Regions from separate parts of the Mus musculus genome. Here region 2 is linked to region 1. A link is a loop called in an ENCODE intact Hi-C map of the cell type or tissue named here. Cell type or tissue: heart. All regions are shown on one strand. Links, peaks and the distances in the headings refer to the core of each region. The heading gives the core; the rest is flanking DNA. Region 1 overlaps Hacd2 (3-hydroxyacyl-CoA dehydratase 2). Region 2 overlaps Hacd2 (3-hydroxyacyl-CoA dehydratase 2).

What was found. Hi-C counts contacts between places; a loop is a spot of excess contacts. Peaks named below come from ENCODE experiments on the same cell type or tissue, not always from the same donor. Only the 100,000 strongest peaks of a DNase experiment are listed, where the experiment ranks them.
Region 2: a loop joins it to region 1, with 2.3 times the contacts of the local background. A loop is called at or near these places in 5 of 42 quality-filtered maps.

What each region holds. Positions count from the first base shown.
Region 1 is chr16:35,054,414-35,059,792 of GRCm38, reverse strand. The region is part of intron 3 of Hacd2 (3-hydroxyacyl-CoA dehydratase 2); the gene reads right to left. Among named protein-coding and RNA genes, the nearest start is that of Hacd2, 35 kb to the right of the region's middle. In heart, for the core only: a CTCF peak has its summit at 3,265 (motif pointing left); no DNase peak of the experiment used is centred there.
Region 2 is chr16:35,108,279-35,113,657 of GRCm38, reverse strand. Hacd2 (3-hydroxyacyl-CoA dehydratase 2) reads right to left here. Exons shown (of 7, transcript NM_023587.2): 7 at 4,483-5,379. Among named protein-coding and RNA genes, the nearest start is that of Adcy5, 44 kb to the left of the region's middle. In heart, for the core only: a CTCF peak has its summit at 2,259 (motif pointing left); a DNase peak (open chromatin) is centred at 3,057; H3K4me3 peaks cover 828 bases; H3K27ac peaks cover 2,701 bases.

The DNA.
Region 1 (5,379 bases), core at 259-5,258:
GGAAAAACTTCCTCATTGCTGGTGGGAGTGCAAACTTGTACAACCACTTTGACAATCAATTTGGCGGTTTCTCAGAAACCTGGAAATAGTTCTACCCAAGACTCAGCTATACCACTCCTGGGCAAAAACCCAAAAGATGCCCCACCATACCACAAGGACACTTGCTCAATCAACTATGTTCATAGTAGCTTTATCTGGAATAGCCAGAAACTAGAAACAGCTTATATGTCCCTCAACCAAAGAATGGATAAAGATAATGTGGTTCACTTACACAATGAACTACTACTTAGCTATTAAAAAACGAAGACATCATGAAATTTGCAGGCAAATGAATAGCACTAGAAAATATCATCTTGAGTGAGGTAACCCAGATCCAGACAAGTATTGTTATGTACTCACTTATAAGTGGACAGTAGCCATAAAGTACAGGATACTCATGCTACAATCCACAGACCCATAGAAACTAAGTAACAAGGAGGACCCAAAGGAGGATGCTTGAATCTCACTCAGAAGGGAAATAAAATAGACATTGGAAGTGGATGGGGGAGGAAAATGGGTGGGAGAGGGGGGTAAGAAGGGAAACAGGGATGGAGATCAGGTGTGGGGTGGAGGTAGGGCTCAAGAAAGGGCTATGAAAGAGAACAGAAATTGATGGGAAGGCATCTCTGAAATGAGCTTGAGACCAGGCACAGGGAAGGCTCCCGAGAGTTTATGGGGGTGATCCTAGCTGAGAGATATGGAGAATGAAGTGGCCACCTCCTGTAGCCAGATGGGACTCCCAGTGGTATGAGGGGAACACCAAACCATTCACAAAACCTCAATCCAAAATTTATCCTGCCTACAAGATGCACAGGGATAAAAATGGAGCAAAGATTAAGGGAATGGCCAACTAATGTCTGATCCAACTTGAGACCCATCTCAAGGGCAAGAACCAATTCCTGACACTACTACTAATACTCTGTTATGATCCCAGACAGGAACCTAGTATAACTGTCTCCCGAGAGGCTCCATCCAGCAGGTGATGGAAACGGATGTAGAGACTCACAGCCAAACTTCAGGCAGAGCTTGGGGAGCCTTGTGGAAGAGTGCAGGATAGAACTGAAGGAGTCAAAGGAGTCAAGGACACCACAAGACCTACAGAGTCAACTAACCTGGGCCTATGGGGGCTCACAGAGACTCAATCACCAACCAAAGAGCATCCAGGGGCTGGACCTAGGCCCCACACACATTTGTAGCAGATGTGCAGTTTAGTCTTCATGTGGGTCCCCTACCAATTGGAGTGGGGGACTTACCCTAACTCTGTTGCCTACCACTGGATCCCCTTTCCCTAACTGGACTGCTGTGTCAGGTCTCAGTGGGAAAGGATGCGCTTAGTCCTGCTTTGACTTGATATCCCAGGGTGGGGTGGTACCCAAGGGGGACTTGTCTTTCTCTAAGAAAAATGGAAGGGTGTGATGGGGGAGAAGTTTGTGAGGGTGGGGCTGGGAGAAGAGGAGGGAGGAAGTCACAATCAGGATGTAAGTGAATAAATAAATAAGAAAAAAGTCACTTAAAGGGGCACAAATAAAAGAATGAACAAAGGCGACTGGGCAAATGGAAACAAAATAAGGTGTAGGTCATATCCTAATACCAGACAAAGTACAATGAAAGGGGAACAGCAGTCAACTGTGCCATCTGCAGTGGTACATGCCTTCAACCCAAGCTACGCAGGCTGCAGAGCCAGGAGGATCACACATACAAGGCCAGGAAGAACTGTTTACAAGACCTCACTAAAAATCAAAGTCAAAAGGAGGCTGAGAATATAGTTTAATGCAGTGTACTTGCTTAGCAATGTATAAAGCCTTGGGGGATTCAAGCCTTGTGTGTGTAAGAGAGAGACAGAGCCAGAAAGAGAGACAGAGACAGAGACACAGAGAGAGAGAGAGAAGAGACAGAATTTAGATGTATTTTATTATATAAATGTTTATCTATGTATGTCCTACTTTGGTGTCTATTACTGCAATAAAAACCCCAAGATCAAAAGAAAGTTGGGTGGTGGCACATGCATGCCTTTGCTTCCAGCAGGTGAACCTCTGTGAGTTATAGTCCAAGACAGCCAGTGCTACAGAGAAACCCTGTCTCAAAAAGTGAAAAACAAACCAAAACAAAAGCTGATGGCAATCCTTCTACCTCCCACAGCAACCGTTTTTGCTAAAACAAAAGCCACAGGAGATCCCAGGGAAATGAGATGACATTGATAATTTTAGGGCACTTTAATTGGCCAAATGAACAAAATATATAAGCAATGATATAGAATAGCTGTTTTAAAAAGAGAATATATACTGAACTTTATATCTGTAAACAAAGAAGTATATATTCCTTCAAAATTATCCGTAAAAACTGAGTTGATAAAAGGTTTCTCAAATTGAGTAAAAAATATAATGAACTAGGCTGGAAAGATGGCTCGGTTGTTAAAGGCAAGGCTCACTACCAAAAAGTCAAGAATATGATAAACATCATAATCCCGGTCAGGTCAGTTGGAACACAGCAAGACTGCCTTAGTTAACAAGAACAAAGATGCAGAGAGGTTGCTCACACATCAAGTGTGTGTTCCTTTTATTTCAGGATTTACCTAGTCAACTGTCACAGAATTAAACAGCAAGTAATTTAAAAAGTTGAAAAAAACAGAATTTCTTTTGGGATGACAGGTGCATGCATGACACAGCACATACATGGAAGTCAGGGACAACTGCGGAAGGCCGTGAGTTTCAGGAACTGGACACAGGTCAGGCTTGGTGGCAAGTGCTTCTACTCACTAAACCATTTTGCTGACCCCAATAATTCTTTTTCTGAAAGATGACTCAACAGATGTTACATGTCTCATTTTGGTCTCTGGACAGTGTTTCCACTTTCACTGGTCTGATCTGGCTTTTGAAACTAAGAATATAAATAGAATGTTTTCTTGACTTCAGACTGCCACAAACTGTCTCATCGGGAATTTCTAAAGTAGAACACTTGCTTTCATGGACAAACCAAGCTGTGTTCAGCTTAAAGATATAATTAAGAAATATTGGACAAGGCCCTCCCAGATAATACACAAAGTTCTAGTTGTTTCATTATTTCCATCATTGATGACTGACTCAAGAGATAGCAATATAAAAGCACCTACCCATACCCCCTTTCTCTGCTGACTGTTCAATCAGCTTCAGCTAGCGGTTCATACTATACATTTTTATTAGAAAAGACTTCCCAAAGACTATCCTCTTTTAAAACAACGGTGCCCTCTAGTGACAACTGTGGGAAAATATTCTAGAAAACTGAATCAGTCCTTGGCGCCTGTCATACAGGCATTAGGGCGTGAATTAGATCCCCAGCAGCCACATGAAAGCTGTGTGTGGAGATGGATGCCTACAGTCTCAACGCTGAGATGGGAGGAGACAGGCAGATTCCTAGGGCTTGTTAAACAGCCAGTGTGGCTGAGCTGGTGAGCTCCAGATTCAGTGAGAGGCCCTGCCTCAAAAAGGTGGAGGGAGGAAGATGTCTGATGTCAGCCTCTGTCCTCTCTATGCATGCATGCACCCTACCCAAAGACATGCACACACTGCCTCAGTTACTTTTCTGCAACAACAATTGTGTACTAACAAAAGCAATTTAAGGAAGTGTTTATTTTGTCTCAGTTCAAGGTACAGTCCACCACAGTAGGAAAGCTAAACAAAAGGAGCAACTGCTTACACTGTCTGTGGTTACGATGAAGAAATCAATGAATGTTGTACATGGCTGGCTCACTCTTCCCTTTTTACACAGTCCAGGAGCCCAGCCAGGGAATGGTACAACCCACAGGGAGTGGGTCTTCCTACTTCAATGAACTTAAGATAATCTCCTATAAGCATGCCCAGATGCCCACTTCCCAGGTGATTCCAGACTGTCTCAAGACTAACCACACATACAGAGAAAAAAAACCATAAAAATAGTGTTGATTTTACCCCATTTCTGCTTTCTTAAATGACTTTCAAAATGCACCAAGAATGGCAGTGACACTACTATGCTCGCAGTGCACTTGCTGACACTCACACGGGCACACTGACACCTCCAGCACATCCTCGCCACTCAGACCACTAACTAACCTTACTTATGACATGGGTGAGGAGGAGGAGAAATTTTTAATACCTTCAAAGATGTTTGCAATCACAAACTCGGGCTTCTCCTTCAAGGGCAGCAGAAGGAAGCTTCTGGGCTCTTTTCACAAAGTAGCCTTCTAAACTGCAAGTGGGCACAGACACCCAGGTTTTACATAGACCTTGGATACTGAATGCTCATGAGGTGCAGGCAGCCTGCACAGCCCTGAGCAGCTGCCTTGGGGTCCTAAAGAGCACACTCTACTTCTCCCCTCTTTCTACGTTGAGGCATGTTTGTGCAAAGCAGGGAACAAGTAGCAGAGCTGGGTGTTCCTGGCAAAGTAGGTGCTAGAGTGCAAAGCTAGAGGTGTGAAGCAGTTTATTCAGAGAACAAGAATGGAAATCTTGTGCAACAGGAGCAGAACATGTAGGTGCCAACACCACTTTTTTTCTTTTGTGGGTCATGGGAGGAAAATATATCAGGAAGCAACAGAATGAACTAGAACAAGGAGGCTAAGCCGGTGTAGTCTGAAGGAAGCAACTGAGTTGGCAAAGGTCTCAGTTCACTTAGTACTATTCTGACAGAGCTATGCAATGCGGATGTGGCCCACCACTGCATTTGAATAAAAGGGGAAGGCAGTACCAGAAAGGGCTAGAAGGCTAGCTCTGGCAACCTACCACCCACATGGCTCTCCATGGTGGAGCCTGGAAAGCCTGAGTCTCACCACAGCAACAGAAAAGTAACTGAGAGGGGGCAGGGGGCAGGGGCAAGGGGTGGGGTGGGGTGGGGTGGGGTGGCGGATGGATGTATGAGTACTGGGATGTGCATATCACGGTACATGTGTGGCAGTCAGAGGACAACTTAAGGAATTGCTTCTCCTCCTGCCCTGGGTTCCAGAGATTGAACTCAAAAGACTTCAGGCTTGCCTGGCAAGTATTTTTATCCACTGAGCCATCTTGTTAGCCCTTAAATTTTTTTTTTTGTTGGCATGTGGGTGTGTGTGCATGTGGCGGGGGTGGGGGGGTGGGGGTGGAGGAGGAGGTAAGATGTCCTGTCTTCCTCTACTGATCTGTCTTATCTGTCTGAGACAGGGTTTTTCTCATTGAGCCTGAAGCTCCCCATTTCAGTAGTCTGGATGGCCACAGAGCTTCCAGGATCCGCCTGACTCTGTTTCCCGAAGCTGAGGTTATAGACATGTACGAATATGCCTGGCTTTCTACATGAGTACAGGGGATTTGAACTTAGATCTTCATACTTTCACAGCAATTGGTCTCCCCTACTGAG
Region 2 (5,379 bases), core at 182-5,181, 54 kb before region 1:
CTGAGTGGCAGGCTTTATACAGACAGCACTGGGCTGAGAACTTGCTCCTTCCCTTAGCATCAGATCCAACACGGGAAGTCTTCCCTGGGTGTCAGCAAGGCCTCATGGGGAATGTCCACTCCCGACGCCTTGCCTTTTGAAGACTAAATGGTGTCTTTCAGTTTTAAGTTGTTGGCAATTGATTAAAAAAAAAAAAAAAAATGGCAAGTGTCCAGTAGAACCTTTCCCCAGGCTAGATCTGCTCTGGCCCTGCTGGCCAGAGTTCTTGGGTTAGAATGAGACTCGAAGCTGAGTCAGAACCTCCAAGATCAAGAGTCCTACAATGTTCTTCAAAATTCTCCATAAGAGGGCCAGGGAGATGGCTTCTCAGGTAAAGGCACTGGCTGCTGCCAATCAGGACAGCCTGAGTTCAATTCCCAGAACCCACACGGGGCAAGGAGAGAAAGGATTACCCCAGTCCTCCTGACTTCCACAAGCATGCTGTGGACACACCCACTGTCGAACTCCACATGGCCCTACAAATACAACCACGGACAGGAGTGAGCAAAACATGGGCTGCAGGTGTAAGCAGGAGCAGGGTGGACTCATGCATTCTTCTTGAGGCATACCCTGGTGTGTGAGAAAGTGAGTTAGGAAGGAGACGGAAGACAATGGCCTAGAAAACAGGAGAAAAACAGCACAGGCTAAAGCACACAGAACAGTGCCACAAGATGGCTGCCGACGGGAGGGAGGATGCTGGTTCCCAGGGAGATGCCTACGCATCAGCCCCTCCCCAAGGAAGAGGGATGCTGATCATGATGCAGAGTCTCATGGTTCTGATGGAGCTACATTCACTATGGGAGCAAGCGGAGCTGATGAGCCTTAAGAGGTCGGTGCATAGGGATGTAATCTCTGGGGCCTCTTCCAGGCTTAAGTGGAGAGAGGAGTGGGGCTTGCTCTCTCTAGCTCTCCTTGGAAACTGCCTTGTCCTTCCTGACCTAGCCCTCCACCTGCAAAGGCCAGGCTGGTGCCTGGCACGGGGGCACAGGCGCTCCACCTGTCTTCCCCTCACAGTACTGGTGCTGGAGGGGAGAGTGATGGGATTTAAAGTGAGTCTGGAAGGTCTCATAATTTCCTTTAGTCTATGTGACCACTTCTCATTGGCTTAAGAAGGAATGTTTTGAGGCTTTTTTTTTTCTCAAATCCTAGAGGAACTCCACCCTGGAAAGATTAGTCACAACACTTTCTGGTTTACTCTCCATAAATTCTTTGGGAAACACACTGAGGAGAAACCAAGAGTTCTGGGCTAGCATCGGCCATTGTTGAACCTCACCATCTATTCCAAAACCTATCATGGTTTCTAGAGTCAAGACTGTTGGGTGTCCAGCCCTAAGACAAGGACTAAATAAAGAGTGTGCCCTGTGTCCCATAACCCGAAGACCACTAGTAATCTTGAGAGAACCCCATCTGTGGCACAGCATGACAGGAGACGAAGAGAGAAGCAGGGGACAAGGAGAGCAAGGGAGGCCAGAGCTCAGAGGAAGCACCAAGAGACTTGGACTGTCTGAAGCACAAGAGACGGATGAGCCCTGGGTAGAGGCTGACAGGATCGAAAGCATGTTCCCAAATCAGCTTTAGAATTTTGGTAGCAAAAACTGGAGGGTTTGCTTCTGACAGCCTCCCCTACCCCCACCGCCCCGAGGCAGGGACTCATTCTCTAATTCAGGTTATCCTCATCAAAGAAATCCACTGCTTCAGCTGGGATTACGGGTGTGAGCAGCAGCATGCCCAGCCTAGGTGGCATCAGAGATAACATCCGGAGGATTTGAGGAGGATGGCGTTTAGGCACACTCATGCTGTGCATACTGAGAATACTTGAGAGAATACTTGAGAATACTGAGGTGCAGGGGACTGAACTCGGCTTGGGGCTGCCGATCCCTACCCGTCTCTGCAACAGATTCACGTGTGACCGTGACGCCTTTTACACCCACTGGAAAACAGCAACCGACACACTCCATCTGGGGCTGAGCACACGTGCGTCAGTAATCTAAGGATCCACTTATTTATTTCACGAGGGGGGTTTTTCTAAAGCATCGGGAACCACGTAGAAACCAAAGTAGTAGCTTCCTGGATCTCAGGCTGAGCCCCACTCTCGTCATCCCCAAGAAGGGGTGGGGAAAGCAGCCTTCTACAGTGATGTTTTTCAAGGTGTGTTCAGGAAGCCTTGGTGTGTGTTTGTGTGTGTGAACAGGTTTGGAAAGTCTGGCACAGCGCCCCCTCTTGGAGACTCAAAATACATTCATAGAGTGAAAGGGAACAGAAAACTTTCCTTTTTTGTCTCCGTGTTTTAAACCAGACGCCACCCCCCACCCCTATATCCACCCACTCCTGCCACTCAGGGCTGTTGTGGATGACAGGCACAGTGTGGTTGAGGGAGCCTCCGGTGACCTGCTTGGTACCTTCAGTATGGTAGCCATTTAAACAGCTCTCTCTGGAGACAGATCTACAGTCTGTTAAAGAGAATAATTCATGGCAGAGACAGAGTATTTGGAATCTGTGAGAAAATCCACAGTCCAAGAGTCGAGTTAACTTAAGTGCACAGTGTACCCAACAAGCTGCAGACAGCACTCTCGGGTCCAGACACCGCCTTATAAGGTGGCCTGACATTTTCTCATGGCCCAGACTGCCCTCCAAAAATATCCAGAGACAGCAAGAGTGGGAAAGGCTCTCCTGGGGCATTTGAAATAATCACATGCAGGCTCTGCTGCTGAGCAGTGCAAACACCTGCTTGCAGCCCTTCTTCCCCCATCAAAGCTCTGGGTGGCACAGTCCTTGACAGGAGGGCACTGGGGGGTGGGGGGGGAGAACACACGACCCTCAAAGCGTGCGCCCAAGCTGCTTTCTCTCTGTACGCCTCCAGAATGGGCTCCAAACCTGTCTTTGCTTTATATGGACAATAGATGCGTGACTAATTTTCATCTGTGTGCCTTTCTGCCCCTTCCTATCCTTGCTTGGGCTGAGGCTGGTTCCTGAAGCCCATATTGCTTTGGAGGTGCTGCCCCCTAGTGGGGATGACTGGCCAGCACAACATGGAGGCGGGAATGGCGTTACAGACTGTTCAACCAGGCTGCAACTCTGCAGGACATCTGGATTCCATCCACCCACTGCCATACAGATGTGAAGGTCCTGCTGTGGAAAGGAGTTTGTGCTCTAGAATTAGGGAGCATCAGGGGCTTCAACACAAAACCTCTCATTGATTTAGGTTTGTGACCCAATGGGAGTCACCAAGCAAATTTACCTTTTGTGGGAAAAATTAATTTTGGTATGGAGATTTTTTTTCCATGTAACACCATGGGTGTCACACTAAATAGGAAAAAAAAAAAAAAGGAATAGCCCCTCATATTTTTCAAAGAAAGTGTTGGTTAAAAAAAAAAAACACACACAAAAGAACTTCACGAGTCTCCCCTAGTCTGGCTCTTAGATGCGAGGAGAGGAATGTTAATAGGTATGGCTATTTTTGGTAATAGTTACTTATAACAGTTTCTTCACTACCAAATGGCTTGACAATGAGCCAGGCTATTTGTAAGGCTGGGATTAAAAAGAAAAAAACCAATATGATGAATTGCAATGCTAGTTTTTACTCTTGTTAAAGGAACAGAACCCAGCAGCCTTTTTGGAACACTGTGAACAGGCAGGCGGCTTCCTAATTACAGGCAATTCTTCTACGACAAGGCTCATACACATACAATTGCCACAAAGTAGACAATGGTGATCAGAAAGACCCAGCTCCCACCACCATGCTAGAACTGTAAAGGCTGTGCACAGGCAGCCTTGACCACTGGCTTTGCCACTTGCTGCTCGGAGTCGGTTTTCCTAAGTGAGAACAAAGGGTCTTGTGTAGTCAAACGGCCTGATGAGCCTGTTCATGGAGACCTCTCTAAGAAACTGGGATCCAGAGTGGGAGGGTCAGCAGGGACCCTGCTGGGGACATTCTAACCCAGGTCCCTCCAGCACTTATGTTTGAGTTTGACATTGTGAAAACCTCCCAGGAATGTTCTGGAATTGGAGTCATTTTTAGGTGAGGTACATGTAGTTTTTATGAAAGACAGACACTACTGGGAGACACTCATCTGCCAGGTTGGGGCTCAGCGAAACGTTAGAAGGCTGAAAAGGAAATGCTCCTCAGAAACTGCCCAGAGCAAACAAAACCAAACCCTCATTGTGGGACCGAGGGTCTTGACTTCTTCTGACTGATGTTTTAGATCCCTGGTTCCTAGGGGGGAGGGGTTGCTCATGTTGTGAGCATGTCGGCATGTTGGCAGACTGCCTCGGTGTGTGTGACGTCGAACTGGCTGAGAGAAACCACTTAATAAAGCCTATTTCTCCTTTAAGTACAGAACCAGTAATATCAGCAACAGGCTTGAAAATCATCAAAGGACAAGCGGAGTCCATAATGGAATGGGAGTTTCCACATTCTTGCAACATGGCTCCAGATCAGACCCAGGCAGAGCACACACCAATTTATTTTGGAATGCAACATGTATCAGTGTTTTATGAGTATAACTTACTACATTAATATCAGATAAAAACAGCTTTCAAGTGCATGCGTAGAAAGTTAAGCATAGTTTTTGAGCTCCTTATTCCTAAATATACAAAAAATACATTTAAATTATATAATTTTAGTGAATCAAAGACTTATAAAATTACAATTTTGGTTTTCACAACATAGAAAAAATACAAAATGACTATATATATGGTTGTATAATTTTTTTACCCAAATTTCAAAGGAGCAGTGTGTAGTGACTTTGATGTTTTATAATGGTTTATCTGAAACTCAGAACTGAGTATGGTTTTCAGGTTGGACCTCAGCAACACCAGGCTTTTAATAGAAATGTAAAGCCAACACAAGTGAAAAGCAAGGCACGGTTGCCTCCTGTCTTTCTGGCCGGGCACCATCCACACTGTCCTCTTGCTCAGTTTGCTTTAGACTTTCCTGTCTGGGAGGACAGTGCTTTACTCCATGACTAACTCCGTGGGGCCTTTATGATGGTGGTCCCAGCCTCAGCATGACGCAGATTAGCCATACAAGTCTACAGAGGGCCCCTGTGCACCTCAAAGACTCTGTCCCTTTGGCAGAGGGCCCCTGGGGGAGATCTGACCTGCAGTCAGGTGGTTGCTGCGAGGGTGATGGCTGACTCTAGTTCTGACAAAAGAGCCACTGAAAAAAAGAACCTTCCGTGCTCACACCTCATTAGATGTCACACCTGAGGAGGCTGGATGTTCTCAGTTTGTAAAAGAACATGATTACCTCAACAGAGAAATCAAATCATGTTAGGGATGAAAAAGACCTAACAGCCAGCTCCCGAGAGGGGACAGAAGGACACCCTGCTGTCTGCTGCA